Linked DNA regions of Homo sapiens: region 2 is linked to region 1. Evidence: read pairs that join two places in POLR2A ChIA-PET (ENCODE). Cell type or tissue: HepG2. All regions are shown on one strand. Each heading gives the region's core, and the rest is flanking DNA. Links, peaks and the distances in the headings are about the cores only. Region 1 overlaps PACSIN2 (protein kinase C and casein kinase substrate in neurons 2). Region 2 holds the start of LOC124905128 (a long non-coding RNA gene).

What was found. ChIA-PET counts read pairs that join two places held together with the same protein. Peaks named below come from ENCODE experiments on the same cell type or tissue, not always from the same donor. Only the 100,000 strongest peaks of a DNase experiment are listed, where the experiment ranks them.
Region 2: POLR2A ChIA-PET joins it to region 1 with 12 read pairs; 10 of 35 experiments call an interaction of 5 or more read pairs at or near these places.

What each region holds. Positions count from the first base shown.
Region 1 is chr22:42,989,547-42,997,875 of GRCh38, reverse strand. The region is part of intron 1 of PACSIN2 (protein kinase C and casein kinase substrate in neurons 2); the gene reads left to right. Among named protein-coding and RNA genes, the nearest start is that of PACSIN2, 21 kb to the left of the region's middle. RefSeq lists a silencer at 4,726-4,846. In HepG2, for the core only: a CTCF peak has its summit at 7,670 (motif pointing left); DNase peaks (open chromatin) are centred at 2,565, 3,365, 3,815 and 7,605; H3K4me3 peaks cover 3,620 bases.
Region 2 is chr22:42,936,312-42,944,640 of GRCh38, reverse strand. The region is part of intron 1 of PACSIN2 (protein kinase C and casein kinase substrate in neurons 2); the gene reads left to right. LOC124905128 (a long non-coding RNA gene) reads right to left here and starts at 6,935. Exons shown (of 2, transcript XR_007068119.1): 1 at 5,783-6,935; 2 at 4,652-5,679. RefSeq lists a silencer at 2,504-2,730 and enhancers at 4,124-4,418, 4,751-5,251. In HepG2, for the core only: no CTCF peak of the experiment used is centred there; a DNase peak (open chromatin) is centred at 4,220.

The DNA of each region.
Region 1 (8,329 bases), core at 179-8,178:
AGAGTCTTGCCCTGTCGCCCAGGCTGGGGTGCAGTGGTGTGATCTCAGCTCACTGCATCCTCCACCTCACGGGTTCAGATGATTCTCCTGCCTCACTCTGCCTCCCGAGTGAAGTAATAGCTGGGACCACAGGCATGCGCCACCATGCCTGGCTAATTTTTGTTGACCTGTATTTGGATCTTATATTTACATGAGAATTTCATGCAAATAGATTCTTTCCCCCTAGAAATGGACTCAGACATTTTTGCATGCAATTCAATGTATTCATAAATCCCCATTCATTTTTATTTATTTATTTATTATTTATTGTTTTTTTTTTTGAGACGGAGTCTCGCTGTCGCCCAGGCTGGAGTGCAGTGGCGCCATCTCAGCTCACTGCAACCTCTGCCTCCCGGGTTCAAGCGATTCTCCTGCCTCAGCCTCCCAGGTAGCTGGGACTACAGGCGCCTGCCACCACGCCTGGCTAATTTTTTCTATTTTTAGTAGAGACAGGGTTTTACCATGTTAGCCAGGATGGTCTCAATCTCCTGACCTTGTGATCTGCCCGCCTCTGCCTCCCAAAGTCCTGGGATAACAGGCGTGAGCCACTGTGCCTGGCCAAATCCCCATTTATGTATTCAGCAAATTTTTGAACGCCTGCCATGTGCTAGGCACGGTTCTAGGCACTGGAGTTACAACAGGAACAACGTAGTCCATGATCTTACATTCTGGTCAGAGGAGGCAGAGCGTGATTAAACACCCCCAGCCTGGTGTGGAGGGAAGGCCAGCCTCAGTGGGCGGGAGGGTCCAAGCCTCATCCCCTCCTGCCAGGGCTCTGCTTGTTGCCAAACCTCCCAGCCCCCTTCTAGCCTTCACTTCCCTGAACTGGTTTCTGACTTCACAATCGTTATCAGAATTATTTTTAAAAAATTTAATGTTTATTGAGGCTCATTTTGTGCCAGGTGTCCTATTTTTCCTTGCGTGATTACACTTATTCTCATGACAACTTTGTTTTGCAAGTGAGAAAGCTGGGCCTAGGCCTCATACCTAGGAAATGTGATGTGTGGTTTTGATCAGCATGCAGCTTGAGGCTGTAGAACTCAGTAAGCCAGGCCTGAGGACACCATCAGAAATACCAACAAAAAATTCAGTGTGTCCATTTTGGCCTGGACCGTCTCTATTCTCTGCTTTTTTTCCCCCTGATTGAGACAGGGCCTCACTCTGTCACCCAGGCTGGAGTGTAGTGGTGTGATTGTGGCCCACTGCAGCCTCCAACTCCAGGGCTTAATGATCCTCTCACCTCACCCTCCCAAATTACAAGTGTGTACCATCATACCTGGCCAATTTTTTTTTTTTTTTTTTTTTGCGGCAGAGTCTTGCTCTGTCACCCAGGCTGGAGTGCAGTGGCTCGATCTTGGCTCACTGCAACCTTTGCTGCCTGGGTTCAGGCGATTCTCCTGCCTCAGCCTTCCCAGTAGCTGGGATTACGGGCGTGTGCCACCATGCCCAGCTAATTTTTGTATTTTTAGTAGTGATGGGGTTTCAGCATCTTGGCCAGGCTGGTCTTGAATTCCTGACCTTGTGATCCACCCATCTTGGCCTCCCAAAGTGCTAGGATTACAGGCGTGAGCCACCGCGTCCAGTGTCATACCTGGCTAATTTTATTATTTTTTTTTTGAGACGGAGTCTCGCTCTGTCGCCCAGCCTGGAGTGCAGTGGTGCAATCTCGGCTCATTGCAAGCTCCGCTTCCCAGGTTCAAGCCATTCTCCTACCTCAGCCTCCCAAGTAGCTGGGACTACAGGCGCCCACCACCACGCCCAGCTAATTTTTTGTATTTTTAGTAGAAATGAGGTTTCACCGTGTTAGCCAGGATGGTCTTGATCTCCTGACCTTGTGATCCGCCCACTTCGGCCTCCCAAAGTGCTGGGATTACAGACGTGAGCCACCACGCCCAGCCAATACCTGGCTAATTTTTAAATTTTTCTGGAGACTGGGGAAGGGGGCAGGTCTCACTGTGTTGCCCAGGCTGGTCTTGAACTCCTGGCTTCAAGTGATCCTCCTGTCCCGGCTTCCCAGAGCGCTGGGATTACAGGTGTGGGTCACTGTGCCTGGCCACTGTTTCTTTTAACAATCAAATTGCCTTTCTCAAGGAGGAAAACATGGGTGGAATGTGCTTTAAGGCCTCTGTCTGGTGGACATTATAGGCACTTGAAGTTACCAAATCTGTATATTTACTGTTGGCAAAATTGCATGATCCCATCCTTATTTCCAAATAATTGCCGCGTGAATGACATTGGAAATGCACATTTAGTTCTTGACTGAGTAGTTGTATACACACTCTGGTTTTTCCACACCAGACACTTGCTCTCTTGCTGTGACTTTTAAGGTCCTGCCCAATGGACAGAGTAACTTCCTGAAAAGTTGCTTTAAAAACCTTGTCTCCTCAGTGGACGGAGGGTGCAATGAAACAACATTTGTCATCCTGACTCAGTCCCAACCAAGCAGAACCTTTATTGTGACTGGAGGTTTGCAAGCTGCCGTCCTCCTGGCACCAAAAGCAGCCTGTTCTTTAAATATTTGCATTGAATAACTTTGTAGCTCTGCTTCCTTCTAAGGCTTGCCACACTTCATGTCAGAAGCAGAGCTCCTCCTCTGGAGTTATTGTGAAACATGACTGAATGCCAGGGTGCAGTTTCTCTGCAGTCAGCTCACTTTATAGAGGAAGAACTCGGCTGCTTCAGCTCAATGTGAGTTAAACGTTGCAGTGTCCAGTCTTGCTTCCTGGCAGTTGGGGCCCGGAGCAGCCCCGAGGCGGGGAGGGGGGACATTGTCCCCTTTGACTATGTGATTGTTGGAAGCAGGGTCCTGAGAGGGAGTCCAGGAGGCAGCCTAAATGGAATTTCCAGTCTAAACGGGCAAGGCACAGTTGCGGGAGTCCTGGTGTAAAGTCCAGTGAGACAGAGACTGGGGCTTGGGGTGGGATGGGGATTGCTGACAAGAGAGAAGGATCTCTGGGCCAGGGAAGAGGCAGCTGCATTCGCTGGCTGCGAGGCTGTGGCTCTAGGTGTGGATATGCTAGGGTGCTCCCCGCAGCCCCCAGACCTTTCATATGTCAGCATTCCCGTAGGTGGGGCATGTGGGACCCCTGCCCGGGGCCCTTTTTCCAGTGTGACTGTCCCTATAGGGTGAGGAATCTGAGGTATCAAGAAGTGGTATCTCCCTAAAACTTGTGCCTCTCCCTTTAGGCCATGCACAGGGACAGAGACCCTGGAATTCCCTGCCCCAGTAACCCCCAGACCCCTTACATGGCCTGCATGGGCCGCCTCCCTGGCGTGTCCTGCTGAGGGTAGGCTGTGCACTGTGTGCACGTGCCTCCAGCCAAAGGTGGCTGAATGGTGGCCATGGGCAGGGTATGTGTGGACAGAGCTTGGGTGTGCAGGCTGGGGTGTCCCCATAAGCACGCCCGAGGGTCTTTGTGGCGCAGGACACGGCTCTGGATTCATGTGTGTGCCTGGTTTCTTGAATGGTAAAGTTCATGCTTATTTTCTGGGTGTGTTTGGGGTTGTCCCTCCCTATCTGACACATGGGGCTTGGGACCATGCCTGGAGCCCCAGTTGCATGGGGAGGTGGGGTTAAGAGCAGGCCTGTCCCCCTGCTCAGCCCTTCTTACCACCAAACCAGCCACACTTGAGCAGGAGCGCACTGCACTGTCATTTTACCCAAAGTTTCCCTCTAGGGCTTTGCTGATGACATCTCTTGGCTTTTGTTAGCATTCTGGCGCAATATCAGAAGGATTCCAGTCTACATCGTGGTCTTCTTGAGAGCTCATATTTGATTTCGGCTTTAGCTCACTGGACTTTAGCCTGGAGGAATCCCACTGAAGAGTTTTTAATGTTGACTTATGGAACTTGTCCCAGCAGCAAACCACAGATACTGTGGCTTGGGGGTGAGCAGCTCTTGTGGAAACAAGGCACTTCCCTTCTTCAGCTGCATAGGAGTGCTTCAGGAACCTTTTGGGCCACATTCTTCTTGTGATTTCTTGACTTGTGGGAGGGCAGGGAAGTGATGTCTGGGTCCCACAGCGCACATGGCTGTCCCTGGTGCCGCCCTTCCAGGAGGAACTGCCAGGTCGGATGTGGAGATGAACCCGGAGAGTGTCCTTCGGCTCTGGTCGGCCTTCAGGGGCATTCCTGCCAGTCTCAGAAGATGACAGTCTGCAATCGTGTTATCATCAACGTGGAAAAAATAAGGGCAATGCAGTTTTCATGTGTGTAAGGTTAGCAGCTGCCCTTTCTTGGGAAGGGCTCTTTCTGTATAAAATTTTGACCATTGTATCTTTTACATTTTAAAATGTCCTATCTTTCCATGTTGATGAAAAGAGCTGGTAGTTTCTAAAGGATATTCTTACTTGGCAAAATAAGAAGTAAGCAGTCTTATGTTATTCTGCCTTCAAATTTGAAACAGTTTTATTGAGTTATAATGAACAGGCGATAAGTTTTGGCATATGAATACACTGTTAAGCCATCATTGCAAAGAAGATAGTGAGAAGTCCACCCTCTGAGGGTTCCTCTTGCCACTTGGGGTCCCTCTGCCCCCACTTCTTCCAGGCCACCACTGCTCTACTCTTTGCCACTGTAGAATCATTTGCATTTTCTAAAATTTTATGTAAATGGAATCATACAGTATGTATTCTATGTATTCTTCTTCTTCCTTTTTTTTTTTTGAGATGGAGTCTTGTTCTGTTGCTAGGCTGGAGTGCAGTGGTGCAATCTCGACTCACTGCAACCTCCGCCTCCCGGGTTGAAGTGATTCTCCTGCTTCCCAGCTCCCAGCTCCCGAGTAGCTGGGACTATAAGTGCATGCTGCCATGCCCGGCCAATTTTTTTGTATTTTTAGTAGAGACGGGGCTTCACTGTGTTGCCCAGGCTGGTCTCAAACTCCTGAGCTCGGGCAATCTGCCCGCCTCAGCCTCCCAGAGTGCTAGGATTACAGGTGTGAGCCACCACTTCCGGCCAGTATATATTCTTTTTACAGTATGTGTTATTTTTAGTCTGGCTTCTTTCACTCAGTAAAATTACTTTGAGATTGTTGTAGCATTTATCAGTTAGTTTCATTTTTTAAAAAATCCAATGCATGGGCATGCTACAATTTGTTCATTCACCTATTGACAGACGTTTGGGCTGTTTCCACTTGGTGTAATCACAAATGAAGATGCTATGTCGTGAAAAGATGTTACAGAAAAATAAGGTGCTATTAACATTTGTGTGCCAGTCTCTGTGGGGACATCTGCTTTCTTTTTATCAAAAATTTAATGGAGACAGAGTCTCCCTATGTTGCCAAGACTGATCTTGAACTCCTGGGCTCAAATGATCCTCCTGCCTCAGTCTTCTAAAGTGTTGGGATTACAGGTGTGAACCACTGCACTTGGCCAACATCTGCTTCCACTTCCCTGGGGTAAATACCTAGAGTGGAATGGCTAGGTGCTTTGGTGGTTTAGGTGGTTAGGCTAGGTTTGGTGGCTAGGGTACGTTTAACATGTCCAGACACTGCCAAACTTTTCCAAAGTGCTTTGCGCGCATCACCAGCACTGGGTTCTAGTTCCCCCACATCCTCACCAACACTTGGTACATGTAGTCTTTTTAATTTTTGCCATTCTGGTAGGTTTAATTTGCATTTCCCTAGTGATTATCTCTTTAAATCACTTGCCTGTTGAAAAAGCTGAGTTGTTTTATTAACTTAGTTTTGAAATTTTTAAAATATATTTTGGATACAATTCCTTGATCAATTACATAATTTGAAAATATTGACTCCCTGTCTGAGGCTGTCTTTTCATTCTTTTAACAGTATCTTTTGAAGAACAGAAGTTTTAAACATTTGCTGAAGTCAATTTGTTCTTTTACGGCTTGTGCTTTTTTGGTTGGTGTCACAGCTAAAATCTTTGCCTAATCCCAGGTCACAAATGTTTTCTCATGTCTCGTCTAGAAATGTTATAGTTTTATGTTTTACATTTAGGCCTGTGATCCATTTTGAACTTTTAAAATGTGTTGCGGTGTGTGAATTGAAGGTTTTTTTTTTTTTTTTTTGTCTGTGGATAGCCAGTTGTTTCAGTACCATTTGTTGAAAAGTCCCCAAAATTTTGGGGGAAAATTTCTAATTGGTGAAACCCAGAGGTCTGGGAATTGTGGTTCTGAGCCCTTGGATCTCTTCATGACTGTTTACTGTTCTCAGCTTCGTATGGCATGGCTTTCTCTTTATCGCACCTGGGAGTTCCCAGCTCCTGACAGCAGGAGCTCTATCATTGGATAGGGCTGGGAAAGGGACTGGGCGATGCCCGCTGGATTCCCGCACAGTCTCTCTCCTTCTTCTCTGGGCCATACAGAGGCTTCTGGTTGGTGGGTTCTGGGCAGTGTCTCATTTCCAGAGGTGACTAGAGGCTTGCCAGGACAGAGAGGTGGAGGGAGAAGAAGCCTTCTGTGCCTGGATGGGTGGGGTGGGGCTCAGGCTGAGAAAGGTGGGAGGGGCTGTTCCCCATTCTGCGAGGGCTGACAGCCTTGAGACCTGCAGCCAGCTGAGACCCAGGGAACTGGGCTCTGCTCTGAGCCACTGCTTGTCCTTGACCAGCTTTATGACTGGGGTGGATGGGGGTGGGAGGGGTTAACACAAGTTCATTCTTTTCCCTTCAGTCACAAAGTGGCTCTGAGCAGTCTCCAAGTCTATACCATTGTACAGCAGCTTCCTAGGAGGTGGTAAAGTCTCCATCTGCTTTTTGATCTGGGGGCAGTGTGTTCTGACTCATAAACTGCTGGTACTACTAGTCCTAGCACTAGGAGTTCCACCAGCACCTAAAAGTGATGGAGCTTTCTTCTGCTGTAAGCACTTTGTGTATAGAACCCGTTGAGTCCTCACAACAGCGTTGTGAGGTGGCTGCTGTCCATTTTACAGATGAGGAAACTGAGGCACAGAGAAGGTGACCATCTGGAAGAAGTCTTTGGGCTGTGCTTTTTGTTATTGAACATTGAAGGACAGATATGGTTTAGCATTTTTCATTAGCTCTTGAGCCAAATAGAGTGGTTTCCATGGCCCTCTTCCACATCTTCATGTTCTTATTGGCAACGGGGAGGGGTCGGACTGTCTGAGATTAAAATTCTTGAGTGGTTCTCTGTTGTTATCACAATAAAATCCAGACTTGTGGTCTGACCCCTGCTTACCCGTTGAGTCTCATCTCTTGCCACACTCCTGAACTTCTTGCATTTCTCCCATGCAAATCTTGTCTACTGCAAATGCCATTCTTCCCGTCTTTGCCTGCTGAACTCATCCTTCAAAACTTGGCTCTAATTTCACCTTCCCCTCCCTCCAGGTGTTTTGCCCCTGGGCCTGCAGAGTGGATGGTCCACCCCCGTCCCCATACTCCTCATGTATGGTATGACCGACCTGTTTGTCTTCTGTGGGGCTAGGAGCTGGGTAGGCGGAGGGCAGGGGACTGCATTTTGTATTGTAGTGTGCAGTTCTTAGCTCTGAAATGGCACATCATAGGCAAGCAGGCTCTGTGGGATGAACAATGCAGGCATGAGTGACATGAGGATCTGCAGTCCTAAGACTGATTCATTCTTTGGGAGGAGTATCCCTTCTTACCCAAAGCCAGTTGGTTTGTGGCCGTCTGTGATTGCAAGTGCCCAGGGCTGCCCTCATGTGGAAAGTCACGTTGACTGACTGCAGAAATTAGCTGTGTTTAAAAATCATTCTTTTTAAAAAAATCATTCATTTTTTAAACCTGTTTAAATGCTTGAACTGGCTTACATCTTACATATATACACACACATATATATACACACATATGTGTGTGTATATATATATATATACATATATATACATATGTGTGTATATATATGTGTGTGTATATATGTATATATAAATATATCTTCTTTTTTTAAACCTGTTTAAATGCTTGAACTGGCTTACATCTTACCTATATATACACACATATATATACATATATGTGTGTGTGTGTGTATATATATATATATATATTTTTTTTTCCCCCTCCAAGAGAATGAGTTTTCTTTTCTTTTTTTTTTCTTTCTTGTTTTGTTTTTTTGAGACAGAGTCTCACTGTGTCGCCCAGGCTGGAATGCGGTGGCGCGATCTCAGCTCACTGCTGCAATCTCTGCCTCCCAGGTTCAAATGATTCTCCTACCTCAGCCTCCCAAGTAGCTGGGACTACAGGCACCCACCACCATGCCCAGCTAATTTTTTTTGTATTTTTAGTAGAGACGGGGTTTCACTGTGTTGGCCAGGCTGGTCTTGAACTCGTGACCTCGTGATCCACCCGCCTCGGCCTCCCAAGGTGCT
Region 2 (8,329 bases), core at 106-8,105, 53 kb after region 1:
TCCAATTTTTGCTGTTATAAATATTGCAGTGATGAACATTTTGTCCAAGCTATTTTTTCTTTGAGTTTATTTGCTTGGGGCATGTTCCCCAGAGTGGGACTTAAGGGTCAGAGGTTGGTAACTGTTATCTGCCTTGTTCTGTATTTTCAGATTTTTCCATGAAGCCTATTAGCAATGTTAGAGTACATTTCTGTTTTCCTGTAGCCCCACCAAAACTGGCATTGTCATATTAATTTTCCTTATTTTACAAGTTATTTCCATATTTTAAAGGAAGTTGTGCTTTTTTTTCCTGCATGGGAATTTGTTGTATTATATTTAGCTAGGTTACATTGCAGTAACAAGCAAACCCCAAGTCTCAGAGACTTAGCCTAACACAAATGTCTTTCTCGCTTGATCTGTGTGTCCCTTGTAGGATGGCTGGGGGTGCGGTTCCACAGAGTCCCTCAGGCCAGGCTGATTAAGGAGACAGCACTCTCTGAGAGCTGCCACTCGAGGCCTGCTCAGTGGACAACACAGTAGACAGGAGAGGCTGGGGGCTTTGTGTGGACTTTTCACTACTGATGTGGCCAGGACTACCAACACAGTCTGGCTTAGCAGGTAGAACTTAGTGAGCATTCCTGTCTCTGCCCAGCCATCTCCTCTTCTGTTTGTTCCTCTCCAGCAACTTCTTTGTCCAGTGGAATTGGATCCTCTGTCTTCATATCAGCTCTTAATGTATTTTAGGTAATAAGATTTTTATCAATTGTGTCTTTTTCTTTCTTTGCTTTCTATATTGTATTGTGCAAAAGTTTAACGTAAGTTTTGGACACATTCATGTTTTCCTCTGATACCTTATTATCACAAATTTCTTTTCTCAAAGCCAGAGAATAAGCTGCTTTTCTTTGAGTTGCTTAAAATGGATTTTATTTGGCTCCTTATGACACTTGAAATTCATCAAAATATATAATGTCAGGTGGTTTTAATCTAAGTTAATTAGGTCCTTGGTGATGCCTGTTCTGCAACATTAAAACAAAACAAAAGAAAGAAAAAACACCCAACCCCAAGCAACACCTCTTCATGACAGAAACACTCAGCAAACCAGGAACAGAAGGGAACTTGACTGGATAAAGGGTATTAATCAAAACTTCCAGGGCTGGCAGTGAAAGACTAAAAGCTTTCTTCCTACAATCCAGAAGAATAGGACCTTGATGTCTGTTCTCACTCCTTCTGCTCAATATTGTACTGGAGAGTCTAACCAGGAACTTCGAAGTTAGACAAGAAAACAAAAGGCATACAGATTGGAAAGGAAAAGGTAAAACACTCTCTGTTCAAAGATGGCATGATCTTATATAAAGAAAATCATAAGGAATCACCAAAAAAACTCTTAGAATTAATATACAGGTTCAGCAAGGTTGTAGGATATAAGATCAATATACAAAAATAACGATATTTCTATAATCTAGCAAGGAATAATTCAAAAAATGGAATTAAGAAAACAGTTTCATTTATTATAGTATATAAAGAATAAAATAGGAGTAAATTTATGAAGAGAAGTGTAAGACTTATATTCTGAAAATTACAAAACATTGTTGAAATAAATTTAAAAGGACCTGAATAAATGGAAAGAGATCCTACATCCATGGACTGGAAGACTTCACATAGTTCAGATGGCAGTACTCCTCAAATTGAGCTACAGAGTCACAGCAGTCCCTTTCAAAATCCCAAAGCAACAAGCCAATTCTAAAATCCCTGTGGAAATGCAAGGGACCAAGAATAGTCAGAACAGTTTTGAAAAGTCAGAGAACAAAGTTGGAGGGCTCACACTTCCCAATTTACAAAAATGTATAAATCTACAGTATTCAAGAAACAGTGTGGTGCGGGCATAAGGATAGACATGGAAAAATGAGATAGAGTCAAGAAAACAAAACTAAACCCCTACATTTATGGTCAGTTGACTTTGGACAAGGATGCTAAGCCAGTTCAATGGGGGAAAGAAAAATCTTTTCAACAAGTGACGCTGGGACAACTGGATATCTGCTTGCAGAAGCATGAATTTGGATCTCTGCCTCATGCCACATATAAAACTTAACTCCAGATGGATCAGAGACCTAAATGTAAGAGCTAAATCTGTAAAGCTTTTTTAATTAAAAAAACGTTTAAAAAAATTAGTCATAATAAGTGATGTAAAACTCTTAAAACATAGCATAAGTCTTTGTCACCTTGGATTAGGCAGTGTTTTCCTAGATATGACACCAAAACAATCAACAAAAGAAAAAAGTGGGTAAATTGAACTTCATAAAAATTAAGAACTTTTGTGCTTCAGAGGATGTTATCAAGAAAGTAAAAAGACAACTCAGAATGGAAGAAAATAGTTTCAAATCATATATCTGATAAAGATACCTTGAATACATAAAGAACTCTTGGGTGGGTGCATTGGCTCACATCTGTAATCCCATTACTTTGGAGGATCACTTGAGGCCAAGAGTTTGAGACCAGCCTGAGCAACATGAGACCCTGTCTCTACCAAAAAAATTGAAAGAATTAAAAAAAAAAAAAAAAAAGAACTCTTAAAATTCAATAATAAAGGCCGGACACAGTGGCTCACTCCTGTAATCCCAGCACTTTGGGAGGCAGAGGCGGGCAGATCACCTGAGGTCAAGAGTTCGAGACCAGCCTGGCCAACATGGTGAAACCCTGTCTCTACTAAAAATACAAAAATTAGCTGGGCGTGTTGGCCCATGCCTGTAATCCCAGCTACTCAGGAGGCTGAGGCAGGAGAATCGCTTGAACCCAGGAGTCAGAGGTTGCAGTGAGCCGAGAATGCGCCACTGCACTCCAGCCTGGGTGACAGAGTGACAGAGTGAGACTCTGTCTCAAACAAAACAAAACAAAACAAAAACCCCAAACTCAGCAATAAGAAGACACACCAGTTTAAAAAATGAGCAAAGGATCTAAACCGACGTTTCTTCAAAGATAGTATACAAATGGCCAATAAGCACATGAAAAGATACCCAATATCACTAGTCATTAGGGAAACACGAATCAAAATCACAATGAGATATCACTTCCCACCCACTAAGATGGTTACAATAAAAAAGACAACATGTGTTGGTGAGGATATGGGAAATTGGAACTGTCACACACTGCTGGTGGGAATGTCAAATGATGCACCTGCTTTGGAAAGCACTCTGGCTGAATGTTGGAAACTCCTGACTTTGGAAGTTTCTCATTATGACCCAGCAGTTCTACTCCTAGGTATCTACTCAAAAGAAATGAAAACATCTGTCCATACAAAGGCTTGTACACAAATGGTAATAGCAGCACTATTAATAGCGGAAAAGTGGCAAACAACCCAAATGTCCAGTCACTTGGTAATGGGCAAACAAATTGTGGTATATTCATACAGTGGAATATTACTTAGCAACAAAAAGGAGTGAAATACACATGCTGCAACGTGGACGAACCTTGAACCTTGAAGACATTCTGGAAAAAGTGAAGGAAGCCAATCACCAGAGCCACATGTTATGATCCCATTTATCTGAAATGTCCAGCATAGGCAAATCCATAGAGACAGAAAGTAGATTAGTGATTGCCAGGATTGGGAGTAGAGGAGGTGGGGGATGACTGGGGAAGGGTGTGGGGTTTCTTTTTGGGGTGATGAAAATGTTCTAAAATGATTGTCATGATGTGGCACAACTCTGTGAACACACTAAAAATCATTGTGTACATTTTAGATGGGTGAACTGTGTGAATTATTATCTTAATAAAACTGTTAGAAAAATAGCAAGAATCTCAAGTACTTCACCCATCATCCCTCCCACAGCCTCTCCTGGCTAAATAATCCCATCCCTTTGGCTATTCTTGACAGACACATTTGGGTCTTTTCCATTTGTATACCCAGAATTTTATTCTTTTTGAGCCTCCTAAATTGTGACTTCCGGGATTAAACACAAAGTCCCAAGGTAGGGGAGGAGGTGGTGGCGGTGGCAGGGGCTTCACCAGCTTGAAGAGAAGCAGCTGGGTATAGGGAAACCCAGGACCTGGGGTGGCCCCTCTCCAGCATGCTAGTGAGGGCTCTGTGCCCTGTCCCAGGGCGGGGCTCATATTCTGGTGGCACTGCTTCTGGTGTAACTGGCTGACCTTGGAGACTGGGCTTCTTTCCCCCTCCCTTTCCATGAATGTAAAAGGAGGAGTGGATTGAGGAGGAAGTTTGAGAGCTACCTGGTGTAATCCGTATTCCTGTTGACAGGAACAGTGTTACTCATTCAGCAAACACATGCTGACCCCCTGCTTTGCACAGCGTCTGAGATTCAGAGATGAAGACAGTATAAGGTCACGATCTAATGACTCACTCTGCACTACATTTCTTTCCTTCTATTGTATAAAATAGAAAAATCTATTTTTGGTGTAAAATGACATCCTAATTACTGAGTAGTTAAGGAGTTTGAGTTTTTAAGCCCGTGCATGCTTTCCACTTGGTTTTACTGTTTGTTCTGTAAGGCGCTGTGTAGGAATAGTACTAGGTAACATCTGTGGAGCTGATAGCAAGCATTGTCCCGCTCCTGCCTACAGCCTTCGGAGGAGCTTCCCTGCAGCAGGCTGCTGGATGCAGGGGGCCGGGGGAATAATTCCATTTTAGAAACCCAGTAATTGTGTCTGGTGCTAGGTAGAATTTTCCTTCATTCAGTAGTTTATTGAAGGCCGGGTAGACGCCGATTGCCACTAACATGCAGTCTCTAGAAGTCAGGGACTTTATCTTGCACGCTGCCATCTCCTGTTCCTGGAACATCGCAGGTGCTCAAGATGTGTTAATTAGCGAAGAAGCAAATGACTAGAGGATGCAGTGATAATGACCTTTCGTTCACCCTGAGAACTAGGCTGGCCAGGGAGTGTCTCTCCCTCTTGTAGGTAAGGAAACAGGCTGGCAGGAAGTGACTGCATAGAGTTAGGCAGACTGTAAAAGCCAGAGCGGGCACAAGAATCCAGGTCTCCTGACTCCATCCTTCCATTGTGTGTTCTAGTCCCACCCAACTTTGAAAGCAAAAGTTGTTATATATTTCTGTTAAAAACGTTGCCCTGTGGGAGTGCTTCCCATTCCCTCTGTGGGGTTGGCTCCACTGGAATGGGGAGGGGAGGAGCTGTGGAGTTGCATCGTTCTGGTTCAGTTAGGCCTGCTCTAACTGCGTCACTTCCAATCATTCTTCTTTCAAATCTTTAGACTCTTGTACATCTTCTTACACTACTGTTTGAATTCTCATGTTAATATCAAATTTGAAAAAGTGTCATTTTTGTCCTTTTTAAAGTAAGTTTTTCTGTTTTAAACCTCTGGAACATCAACTGAGTATTTAGGTTGGGGAAGTGTTCAGCCTCCATCTCCACATTCCCAGGGTGCTTGCCAACCAGAGGCTAAAAAAATATTGCTGTAAAAATCAGTCCAAGGCAAGTCTGGATCTGTCAGCTGATGTGTTCCCATTGCATAAGATAAACGAGTTTTGGGGACACATCTAATTACACGCTGTTAGCTCCAGCTCTTCATTAAGTTGCATAGGTGAGCTAAGAGCTGATGGGCTGCGCTGGGACGGGTGACCTTGGGGCCTGTCCTACCTTTGCTGCTGATTCTGATAGCCCAGGTGGTTGTCAGCTGGAGCAAGCGGTCTGAATGCCACCAGGATGGCTGGTCATCAGCTTGTTTCCTTTGACCTATAAAGATGTTGGGGAAAACATGGTTATTTTAAGGGTTACTATATGAATCTGCATATAGGATTTTTAAAAAATACAAATTTGTCACAGACAGCATTTTTACCTTCTCCACCTCGGGATCCAGCACAAACAGCACCTCCTCTCTTCCCTTCCCTTGTCGTCTTCTCTTGTTACTTGAGCACTTGCTTTGGGTTAGATAAAAAGGGTGAAGCCCTTCCCTCGTGGAGCTCCAGGTGGAGTGGGAGAAAGGCTCTTCACCAGCCAGGCACGGGTAGCACACACCGGAATGCCACTGTGCCAGGCTGTCGAGAGGGAGATGGTGCAACCTAAATGGTCCTGCGGAACATGCAGTTGGCCTGTGCAGAGGCATTCTTCATGTTTGGACAGCCTCTGCTTGCTGTGGTCCTTGGCACACAGCACACACCTGGTGAGCTCTTCCCATAGAAAAAGATTCCCTACCTGCTTCTGAGCCACTGCTGCTGTGACTGACCTTCCTTTCCTCTAAGGTCATGGGAAAGGGAGAAGGTCAGGCTTCTTTCTGACGCCTCCTGTGTGTTCCAGAGGGGAGGATTCCTTATGCAGTTTCTGCATCAGGGGCTTCCCTTTCTTCTTCAGGCCAATTTTAAGAATAAGATTAATTGGCATATCTTTCTGTGGGATCTTCAGAACCGTGTGTGTTTTCATCCTCGGGTTTTAGGAATTCACTGCCTAGCATTCTCTATTCATACCTTCTGCTGCTTCGCGAGCCCAGGAAACAACTTGGAAACTGGATCTCCAGTGGAGAGAGTGATTGATTTCAAAAGACCTTCCCCAAACTTACCTCAAGTGATTGCTTGGTTTGTTTCAAAAAGATTTTAAATTTTGCTCGACTTAAATGGCAGTCGTTTTTAGGGCTGTCATCTAGAATCTAGTATTTAACATGATGATTTTGTTTTACTCTGTACAACTGTGGGTAGAGGGCAGGGAGCAAGTTAGCTGGGAAAAATCAACCAGGCAGGCGCAGGTGAGACTTCTACCGCTGTCATTCCAGAGTTCTCCAGTGGGAGATTGAAGCCTTCTGGAGATGGGGGTCCAGACTGCTCGAGCCAGGAGAAGGGTCCCCCTGCGGGGCTCCATGTCTGTGTGACTGGTCTTCAGATCGTGTGACCCCCTAGGGATGCTGGACTTTGCTGTTCTCGGAGCTGCATGGGTGCCATGGAAAGGGCTGGGAGCCAGTGTCCCTGCTCCTCACCCACAGTGGGGCCTTGGTTGAGTCTGAGGGAGAGCCGAGTTAGGGGAAGTGCAGGATTTGTGGCCAGGCAAGGGGTGTGGTAAGTGAAAGCACCTCGTATGCTGACTCACATGCCTGACTGCTTGCACAGGGCTCCTTGAGAATGAGGCCGTGTGGAGATTCAGTGTGTGGTAGTCACTGCACACAACCTTGGTGATCGAGCCGGGACATCTAGGCAGGGGCTCAGAGGTGGACTTTGGTGGTGGGGCTAGAAGTTGAACAAAGAGGTCATTTTGTTTTGTCTTCGGTGCCCGTTTAAGCTCATGCATCGTTATTTCTACTGCCGCCTGCCTGGGCTCACCCACAGCCATCTCACCAGGAACTGCTGCCACACCTGTCTTTCTGTGCCTCAGACATGCCAGGTGGGCCTCTCTTGCCTTTTGCTGGGGCTGCCTGTGCTCTGGGGGCCCATATGGCTTACTTCTTCCCATGTTGTCTCAGGTGTCACCTTCTTTGGGGACCTTCTCTGGTCACTCTGTTTAGAAGCAGTCTCCTTTCTGTCTCCTCCCTATCTCATCCTCGCTTATTTCTCTGCATAGCACCTGCTGGGTCAGTCACCTGTGCCAGAACACAGACCCATGAGGGCAGGAGTTTTGGTCTGTTCTCTCCGCTGTTAGATTCCCAGCATTCAGAACACCGTGTGGCTGCACAGGCACCCAATATACAGGTGTTGAAAGAATGGAAAGTAGGCATTGGTGGGTAGATTACTAATGCATTCGCAATGGGTGTAAATAGGTATTTGCTAATTTAATTTACTGCCCCTGCCCCCCCCCCTTTTTTTGAGGCAGAGTCTTGCTGTGTTGCCCAGGCTGGAGTGCTATGGCATGATCTCGGCTCACTGCAACCTCCGTCTCGCGGGTTCAGGTGATTCTCTTGCCTCAGCCTCCTGAGTAGCTGGAATTGCAGATGTGTGCTGCCACACCTGGCTAATTTTTGTATTTTTAGTGGAGATGGGGTTTCACCATGTTGGCCAGGCTGGTCTTGAACCCCTCATCTTAGGTGATCCACCCAGTTGGACCTTCCAAAGTGCTGGGATTACAGGCATGAGCCACCATGCCCAGCCATAACCCCATCTTTATTTCTGCTTTGATATATGTAAAAGTCTTTTTTCTTTTTTTGCTTTGATACAAAATGCATACTACATATTTTCACTTAAACCAGTCCATCCTTTGCCTTTGCCTATGCTTCATGTCCCCTTAGAATGTTTGAGTCTTCATAGGACTTAAAGATCATCTGCTCCATGAACAAGGGAACTGAAGGTCAGAGGGGAGGAGTCTTGTGCTAAGTCCGGGGTCATTCTGCTCCATCTCCTTCCACTGATACTGGAGCCAGGGAAGGGAACCAACATGGATTGTTTGCCAGATGAGAGACAGGTATTTC